Linked DNA regions of Homo sapiens: region 1 is linked to region 2. Evidence: read pairs that join two places in POLR2A ChIA-PET (ENCODE). Cell type or tissue: IMR-90. All regions are shown on one strand.

The links. ChIA-PET counts read pairs that join two places held together with the same protein. Peaks named below come from ENCODE experiments on the same cell type or tissue, not always from the same donor. Only the 100,000 strongest peaks of a DNase experiment are listed, where the experiment ranks them.
Region 1: POLR2A ChIA-PET joins it to region 2 with 6 read pairs; 2 of 35 experiments call an interaction of 5 or more read pairs at or near these places.

The regions. Positions count from the first base shown.
Region 1 is chr16:84,692,040-84,697,039 of GRCh38, forward strand. No RefSeq gene overlaps it. Among named protein-coding and RNA genes, the nearest start is that of USP10, 5.5 kb to the right of the region's middle. In IMR-90, no CTCF peak of the experiment used is centred here; no DNase peak of the experiment used is centred here.
Region 2 is chr16:84,298,624-84,303,623 of GRCh38, forward strand. The region is part of intron 1 of WFDC1 (WAP four-disulfide core domain 1); the gene reads left to right. Among named protein-coding and RNA genes, the nearest start is that of WFDC1, 6.2 kb to the left of the region's middle. In IMR-90, no CTCF peak of the experiment used is centred here; a DNase peak (open chromatin) is centred at 4,618; H3K27ac peaks cover 3,942 bases.

The sequences.
Region 1 (5,000 bases), 390 kb after region 2:
AGTTGTGTCCCAAGGACTCCTGATGACCTTGCTGAAACTTTTAGAAAACTGCCCTACAGGCCGGGCGCGGTGGCTCACGCCTGTAATCCCAGCACTTTGGGAGGCCAAGGCGGGTGGATCATGAGGTCAGGAGATCGAGACCATCCTGGCTAACACGGCGAAACCCCGTCTCTACTAAAAATGCAAAAAATTAGCCAGGCATGGTGGCGGGCACCTGTAGTCCCAGCTACTTGGGAGGCTGAGCCAGGAGAATGGCGCGAACCTGGGAGGCGGAGCTTGCAGTGAGCAGAGAGTGCCACTGCACTCCAGCCTGGGCGACAGAGAGAGACTCCGCCTCAAAAAAAAAAAAAAAGAAAAAGAAAAAAAAGAAGAAAACTGCCCTACAGTGAAACCCTCTTCCTCCCAGCCCTCTGCCTTCCTGCTCTCCTCTGCAGGGGCCAGCCCCACACTCTGCCGGCCAATCTCCCATCTCTGCCCACCCTTCCTCTTTCCCTCCTGGGCCTTTTCCTTCTCCACCTCTTGGTCCCTGTTTCTCAGAGGACCGGGACTAACAAAGACATCCATATATCAGGTTCAACAGCTACCAAGATTTTGCAACGTTTGCTTCGTCACTTCCTTTTTCCTTCCTGTTTTGTCCTCAGATACTTTAAAGCAAATCCCATACCTCACGTCATTTCATTCCCTACATATTTCAGAGCCCACTTCTTAAAACCAGGAGTATTTTCTTATATAAACCACAATGTCATGACCATACCTAACACATGTATTGGTAAATAGTTTCTTGGTATTTTCCAGGCCTCACCTACATTCTCTAAATTATCTCAAAAATGTCTTTTCATAGTACTTGATTTGACTCAGTTTTGAACTCTGCATTTGGCCAATCTTTTTTATCCCAATCTGCCCCACTTATAAGTGACATGATGTTAGGCAAGTCACTTGACTTTTTTCCATTTCCCCCACCTTAAAACGGGGAAACCAATAGGATCTGCCTTACTGGGTTTTCCAAGAATTAAATGAGGTCATTCCTTCCTTCATTCATTCAACAAATGTTTTGTAAGCAGCTGCCCAAAATGCCTGGAACTGTTCTAGGTCCTGCAAAAATATCAGAACACAAGACCAAGTACCTGGCTTCATGGAGCTTATATTTTTTATTATTATTATTATTATTTTGAGACAGTTGCTCTGTTACCCATACTGGAGTGGAGTGGTATGATCTCGGCTCACTGCAACCTCCACCCCCCAGGTTCAAGCAATCCTCCTGCCTCAGCCTCCTGAGTAGCTGGGATTACAGGTACCTGCCACCATGTCCAGTGGATTTTTGTATTTTTTAGTAGAGACGGACGGTGTTTTGCCATGTTAGCCAGGCTAGTCTTGAACTCCTGGGCTTAAGTGATCCACCTGCCTTAGCCTCCCAAAGTACTGGGATTACAGGCATGAGCCACTGCGCCAGGCCTGATTCTAGTGGAAGAAAAAGACAATAAACACACAAAATTAATATGCCATAGAATGTCAGCTAGTTTCCCCAAATGTCAGCTACAAGTTTCCCCAAATTCTAATTTTTGTTTGAAAGAAAGTTTGTGAGTGCTGTGGGAAATTAACCTGGATAGCAGGAGGGCACAGGGTGGGGCACCCATTATGGGCAAAGGAGTGAGGAGGGTCCTTTAGGAAGAGACGACCATTAACAGAAACCTGAGTGAATGAAGGGTTGAGCCTCCCTGGGGAAAGTTCCAGGCAGACAGAGGGCACATTTAAAGTGGGCACTTGCTGGCACGGGAGAGCTGGAGTTCTCAAACTTCTTGGTCGCTGATCTCTTCACATTCTTAAAAATTATTGTTGGCTGACCTCCTGTTGGCAAAGCTAAAGAATTAAATGAGAAAAAAAAAAAAAAAAAAAGAGCCAGTGCGGTGGCTCACGCCTGTAATTCCAGCACTTTGGGAGGCCGAGGTGGGAGGATCACGAGGTCAGGAGTTCGAGACCAGCCTGACCAACATGGTGAAACCCTATCTCTACTAAAAATACAAAAACTAGCCGGGCGTGGTGGCTCACGCACCTGTAATCCCAGCTATTCAGGAGGCCGAGGCAGGAGAATCGCTTGAACACAGGAGACAGAGGTTGTATCTGTTGTGGTTTACCATATTAGAAGTAAAAACTAAAACATTACAAAATAATAACAATTTATTTAAAATATAATACTTTCATTAAATGTTAACATAAATAACATCATTTTAGTGAAAAACAACTATACTCCAAAACAAAACATTTTGGTGAGAGGAGTGGCATTATTTTGTATTTTTACAAATTTTTAAAAAGTCTGGGCCAGGAGCAGTGGCTCACACCTGTAATCCCAGCACTGTGGGAGACTGAGGAGAAAGGATTGCTTGAGCTCAGGAGTTTGAGACCAGCCTCGGATTACAAGCATTAGCCATTGTGTCTGGCCCCACTGTCCTATCTTGTACTTTGAATGGATCTTTTACTCATGTGCAATTTTATAACATCAGTCATTTGGAAAACATTGATTCGCTGAGTTATGCAGATCTTCCAAATGTTGACGCATTCTATTCTATTTTTTTTTTTTAATTACAGACATAAAGATGGCAACAATAGACACTAGCGACTACTAGAGGGGGAAGGGAGGGAGGGGGGCAAGCGTTGAACAACTAACAGTGGGTACTATGCTCAGTACCTGGGGGGCGAGATCATTCCTACCCCAAATCTCAGCATCATGCAGTATACCCAGGTAACAAACCTGCACATGTACCTCCTGAATCTAAAAGTTGAAAAAAAGTTACATTTATTACTATCACCACCAATCTTATCAGAAAAGTCTTTAAGAATTGGGTAGCTGTCCATCTCACAATGGTGGATACAAGTGTCTCCAAATTCTAATTTTTGTTTGAAAGAAAGCTTGAATTTTATAATTGGCAATAAATGCTGTCAAATGCACTGAGCCCTTCCTGTGCAAACCTCACTTTCCCTTCTAAGAACTCTGGGAGTAATAATGACAATTTTCACCATTTATTAAGCCCTTGCTGTATGCCGGACATTTTGCTAAGCAATTTGCCTCTGTTATCTTATTCTCCTTTTCACGATATCCCTGGGAGGTATTATTTCTCCCATTTTGCAGATGAGGAAACTGAGGTCCAGAGACACTAGTTACTTGCTTAAGGCCACACAGTTAGTGGCACTCCTATATACTTTCAGAGTTCCAGAAAAGAACTCTTGGGAAACACCTACTCATCAAGATCTAGCTCAAATGTTACCTCCTTGGGGAAGCCTTATGCCCAAACTGGACAATGAGAAAACTCACTTACCATTTGTTGAATGGTAGTTTAAAAGCACCAGGCACCGGGCATGGTGGCTCATGCCTGTAATCTCAGCATTTTGGGATGCCGAGGCGGGTGGATCACCTGAGGTCAGGAGTTTGAGACCAGCCTGGCCAACAGAGTGAAACGCTGTCTCTACTAAAAATACAAAAATTAGCTGGGCATGGTGGTGCATGCCTGCAATCTCGGCTACTTGGGAGGCTGAGGCAGAAGAATCGTTTGAACCCTGGAGGCGGAGGTTGCAGCGAGCTGAGATCATGCCACTGTACTCCAGCCTGGGCGACAAAGTGAAATTCCGTCTCAAAAAAATAAAAAAATAAAAGCACCAGGCAGCACACTCCATGTGCTAGCTCCATTACTTCATCTCCTCCTAGCAACAGGCTTATAGAACAGGTAGTGTTGCTTCCCCTGTCATAGTTTCCTATTGTTGCTGGAACAAAATTTACCGGCTTAAATCAACACAAGTTTTTTGTTTTAAAGTTCTGTAGCTCAGAAGACTCACGGGGCTAAATCAAGCTGTAAGCAAGGCTATGTTCCTTCTGGCAGCACTAGCAGAAAATGTTTGCCCTTTTCCAGCTCCTAGAGGCCACCCACATTCCTTGGCTCGTGGCACCAGCAGCGCAGCATCTTCAAATCTCTCCCTCTCTCTTTCTGCTTCTATTTTCACATCTCCTTGTGACCTGACTCTCTTGCCCCTCCTTCTTTCCCTCATAAGGACCCTTGTGATTACTTGGGACCCACCAGTCATGTCATAATTAGGTTATTTCCCAGGATAATCCATCTCAAAGCCTTTAACATTACCACATTTGCAATGTTCCTTTTACCATGTAAAGTAATATATCCACAGGTTCTGAGGTTGGGGCATGGACATCTTTGAGGGGAGGGGCATTATTCTGCCCATCACACCACCTTCTACAAAAGATTCACAGAAAATGTAGGTAACTTGCCCAGGTTCACACAGCTAGTGAGTGGGGGATTCCAGATTTGAACTTGGGCCTGTCTTGACTCCAGGCCTAGGCCACTGTCCCCAGACTCATGGGAGATACCAGGTGTATTAGTCGGTTGTCATGCTGCTAATAAAGACATACATACCCAAGCTAGGTAATTTATAAAGCAAAGAGGTTTAATTGACTCACAGTTCCACATGGCAAGGGAGGCCTCACAATCATGGCGGAAGGCAAATGAGGAGCAAAGTCACGCTTAACATGGCGGCAGGCAAGAGAGCTTGTGCAGGGGAACTCTCATTTGTAAAACCATTAGAGGCTGGGCGTGGTGGCTCACGCCTGTATTCCCAGCACTTTGGGAGGCTGACGTGGGCAGATCACTTGAGGTCAGGAGTTCAAGACCAGCCTGGCCATCATGGTGAAACCCCATCTCTACTAAAAATACGAAAATTAGCCGGGCGTGGTGTCACATGCCTGTAGTCCCAGCTACTCCAGAAGCTGAGGCAGGAGAATCACTTGAACCCAGAAGGCGGAGGTTACGGTGAGCTGAGATCCTGCCACTGCACTCCAGCCTGGGCGACAGAGCAAGACTGTCTCAAAAACAAAAACAAAAACAAAAACAAAAAAACAACCAAACAAACCAAAAAAACCACACACACACACACACACACACACACACACACAAACATTAGATCTTGTGAGACTTACTCACTACCATGAGAACAGTATGGGG
Region 2 (5,000 bases):
GCTGGTGGTTCAGTCCTGACCAAGCGCAGGGCTGCCTGTAGCCTGCTCTAGTCTCTCAAAGCCTCGTCCCCCGGCAGAGTGAGTTTTGTGTAGCGGACTGGTCTCTTAGAGTGGGGCCGGTTAATGTCCTGAGTGCTGTTTATGCTTCTTGGTCTAAGCATGCAGAGACAGTGCCAGAGATGAGCACGCTTGCCTTCCATTCCCGTGGGAGGCCCTTAGGAGAAGCTTCTAATGAGAAGTGCCGGGTCTCCCGCCTTCTATCTCTAAGACCTTCAGGAGTTTCCTTCTCCTATCTGAGCCTCGGTTTCCTCATCTGCAGCACGGGACACAGTAGTGCCTGCTTTGCAGGGCTCAGTAAAAAGACCATAGAGCCCACAGTTCCCTGACTGGCACAGAACTGCATTCCCTACATGTGCACTACGGACAGATTTAAAAACCCATTCCAGGCCGGGCACAGTGGCTCACAGTGGCTCATGCCTGTAATCCCAGCACTTTGGGAGGCCAAGGCAGGCAGATCTCCTGAGGTCGGGAGTTCAAAACCAGCCTGACCAACATGGAGAAACCCCGTCTGTACTAAAAATACAAAAAAAATTAGCCGGGCATGGTGGCGCATGCCTGTAATCCCAGCTACTCGGGAGGCTGAGGTAGGAGAATTGCTTGAACCCTGGGAGGCGGAGGTTGCGGTGAGCCGAGATCGTGCCATTGGATTCCAGCCTGGGCAAGAAGAGCGCAACTCCATCTCAAAAAACAAAAAACAAAAAGCAAAAAAAAAAAACCAAAAACCCCATTCCAGAACCAAATATTTATGAGAATGAATAAAACAGAAGCAGAACGTTTGTAAATAGTCCAATAACCTTTCCATGGAGCTCAGTCGGTTCTGTGGACTTGGTGTTTTTGGTTTTTCTTTCCTGGCATTAGATGAAACTCCTGAGAACAATGATTTACTGAGCGCTTACACTGTGTCAGGGCAAGAGTTTGCCACGTATTCGCTCTTGGGAGCCTCTCGACAAATCCACCGGGTGGGGCCCATGGCAGCCACCATGCGGGCCTCGGTGCTATGCAGCCCCTGGCCTGGGCAGGCTGGCCCCTACTGTCAGTGTGACTGTGGGTCTGTTTTCCCCTCTAAGCACCCCTCCAGGGCAGCTGGAAATGGTGGTTCAGTTTGCACCCTGCCCAGAGATGCCTGTCCTGCTGAGGGGGGCTGGGAGGGGCTAGAGCAGCCAGGAGCTGGTGCCACTTTCTCTTTCAAATGCATCCTGCCAGACGGGGGGAGGGAGGGGAGCATTGCATTGTCTATCTGGAGGCACCCCCTGTGCTAATAGCAGTAGGGGACTGTAGGAGCCAGCAGTGGCCCACAACTTGCATTCCTCAGTTCCCCATCTCCTTTCCCCCATTATTTCTGTGAGCTCTTGAGAGCCTTCCAAACATCCTTTTATTTTTTGCTGAGATAGCAAGAGTGGGAGAAGCAGATGGCCTGGAGCTGTGCTTTCACCATTCCATGAGTTCTGACCTTCACCTTCATCTTTGTACCGTAAGCATCTGTGTCTGCTGGCCTGAAGGCTTTCTCTGGCTGCAGGAGCCTGCTCAGCCCACACACAGTCAGGCCAAGGTGCCGGGGAGGTAACACCTGTAGGAGCAAATGGAGCTGGAGCCCGATGGCCCAGCTGGCTTCTCAACTTTGGTGGGACACGAGTGAGGAGTGTTCCACACGGTTTCTCCAAGGTCCACTGGGTTTGAGCTCTAGTGCCCAGGCAGCCACCTGCTCATTAACACTCCCTGAAGGGCGCCTTCCCTTTCCTGCCCAGCTTCCCACTCCCCAGCTGGGGCTTCCTGGGATCCCCTCCCAAATGTACTCCCTGCACTCGAATCCTGTCGGATCCATGCTGTGGGTTGAACTGTGTCCCCCCAAAGATATATCCAACCCCTAACTTCTGATCCTTGTGAATGTGACCTTTTTTGGAAACAGGTTCATTACAGGTGTAATTAGTCAAAATAAGATGAAGTCATGCTGGAGGTGGGTGGTTCCTTAATATGAACCCCGTTCCTTATAAGAAAAGGAGAAGGGGCCAGGCATGGTGGCCCACGCCTGTAATTCCAGCACTTTGGGAGGCCGAGGTGGGCGGATCACCCGAGGTCAGGAGTTCGAGACCAGCCTGGCCAACATGCTGAAACCCTGTCTCTACTAAAAATACAAACATTAGTTGGGCATGGTGGTGCATGCCTGTAATCACAGCTACTCAGGAGGCTGAGGCAGTAGAATCACTTGAACCTGGGAGGCGAGGTGGACGTTGCAGTGAGCCAAGATCATGCCATTGCACTCCAGCCTGGGCGACAGAGTGAGACTTCATCTCAAAAAAAAAAAGGAAAAGGAGAAGAGACATAGAATCAGAGACACATGGAGAGAAGGCCATGCAAAGACAGAGGGTTGCAGAGGTCAGAGTGATGTATCTACAAGAGACACATGAGGGACCAGAGAACATGAGGGACTGCCAGCCACCACTGGAAGCTGGGAGAGACATTGAAAGGTTTTCTCCTTAGAGCCTCCACAAAGGAACCAACCCTGCCAGACACCTGGATCTCAGCCTTCTGGCTTCCAGAACTGTGAAAGAATCCACTTGTGTTGTTTTAAGCCCCCAGCGTGTGGCATTTTGTTGCAGCACCCTCGGACACGAATACAGTCTGCTCTGGGCATCAAGGGAGTCAGCTTCTGTTGGTTGCAACCGGCAACGAGACATTTCACAGATAAGGAAACTGAGGCCATTGCAGAGAATGACTTATCTGTGCTGTTTTGGCTGGGGACAAGTGGGGCTATCACTATATCCCCAGAGTCTGGGAGCTTTGTCTGCTCCTTGAACCAGGTGAGCTCACACCCTGCGGGACTTCATCATCAAGACTATGAAGATGCCTACGTCTTGGGGGTCAGCGGGTGCTCAGTAGGCTCCGGAAACCCCCAGCAGCACCCAGGAGGGGGTCTTCAAGGCTCATGGTTGAGAACCCCAGAAAAGCCCCGGAGCTGCCTGGGTGCTGGAGAGAGGGGATATGTCGTACTGATGTGAAGCAAACTTACTGTAGGCTTGGCCACACCCTGGTGTCTAGCCCAGAACCTGGCATGGAGGGGGGACTGGAAGGAATGAAAAGTCCATGAATAGCTGACTTTTGAGGGGGACCTTAGGCAAATCACTTTCTCCTCGCTGGGACTGAGATTCCTCATCTGAGGTCCCAGCCCTGAAATTCCAGGTGGAAATCAACGAGTAAAGAAGCATCCCAGGTCCCTGTGTGGTTATCACTCGGGAGAGGGAGACAGGAAAGCAGGACACCTCTGTGCCAGCACTCACCGCAGCCACAGGGCAGAGGCAGATGGATGCCCATGGGGTGAGCACATCGCACCTGTCCACTCAGGGGACTAGAACTCAGCCATAGAAAGGTACGGAGCCTGGACACACGCCATTGCACAGATGAACCTCGAAGACATGATGCTGAGTGCACAAAGGCCACGGGTGTGTGACACTGTTTGGATGCAACGTCCAGAAGAGGCAAATCCAGCGGGACGGGAAGGAGATTCTTGGTTGCCAGGGGCTGGGGGAGGGAGGAATAGGGGGCAGCTGTCTGATGAGAACAGAGGTTCTGCCTGGGGTGATGGAAAAGCCGCAGAAATAGATCATGGAGGTGGTTGCACACATCGTAAGTCTAATTAATGCCGCCAACTCGCACACTTAAGATGGCTGAAATGGAAAATTGCATGTTATATATATTTTACCACAATAATTTTTCTAAAAAGCAGCGAGAACCTGAGGCACCTCTCGGGAATTCTGCGATGGCACATAGAGTCCTTGTGAGTCCTCTGTGTCCCCAGCACCGAGAGGCAGCCTCTCAGCAAGTGTCCGCTCACGGTGCCCACTCCGGCTCGTGGGTCATCGTAGCTTCACGCCCATCTCCTCCGAGGCCTCTCCCTGAATGCCCCATTATGATTTCCCTTAAATGTTTACATAAGAGCCCAGCTCTTCCTTCTTAGCATTTAGCTCTGTTGTTGTTATTGGCATGATTTGTTTAGGTTTCTCTCTAACTGCTTTTGCAGATGACCACAAAAAGCAATTCGTTCGCCTTATCTGTGTGCTGTTGTGTGTGGTGTCTCTGACTTGTCCTGAAACAGCCACGTGAAGTCAGGGCCAACGTCTTCTGGTTCAACTCGGAACTCCCCATTTCCAGCCCAGCGCCCGAAACCCAGTGGGCCTGGGAATTATGAATTTACTGTTGAATGAATGAATCAATTATGTTAAAACCTTCCGGAACAGAATAGAAGGGATGGAAAGTTCTAGAGGACTCTCGGGTGCACTGACTGACAATGACATTGTTGGGAAGACTTGGTCGACTTTGCCGTCTCGTGAATTTCTTTCTTTCTTTTTTTTTTTTTTTTGGCCTCCCTCTGAGGAAGTCCCATTAACCTTGTGCCAAATTCTGTCCCCAGAGCCCAGTGTTAAGGGCCCCGGGCACCAGGAAATGGCATTCATCTACGCACGCTGAACTCTAAGCCCACTGTTCCGGGGAGCGACATATTTTTAGATGTTTGACGTCCAAATTCCAGAGGAAGAGCAAGTAATGCTTAGAGGAAAACTGGCTTTCTTCCTCCACCACGCAAACCAGTGCTGGGGTGCATTTTTATTGGTCTGGCCGCTAAGCTGCTGGAACTTTCCAAAGAAGGGTAAAAGCTCCTGCATGTGGAAGGAAGGGGGTGGTGAGCACTGAGGGAGGCATGTGGGTAGCTTTGGTGGCAGCTCTGGAGATTGGATTCTTTTTCCCTAAATGGAAGTGGTTTATAAATTCTTCTACTGATTATTAAAAGAATGATGTTTACTGTAAAAAAAAAAAAAAGTCAGGCAACACAGAAAGTTATAAATTAGTAGAAATGATCTGAATTCTTCCTCCAAGATGTAAACTCTGGTGACATTCTGGGGTGTCTGTCTAGATTGTTTCATGAAGCAGTTACACACAGCACACGTGTT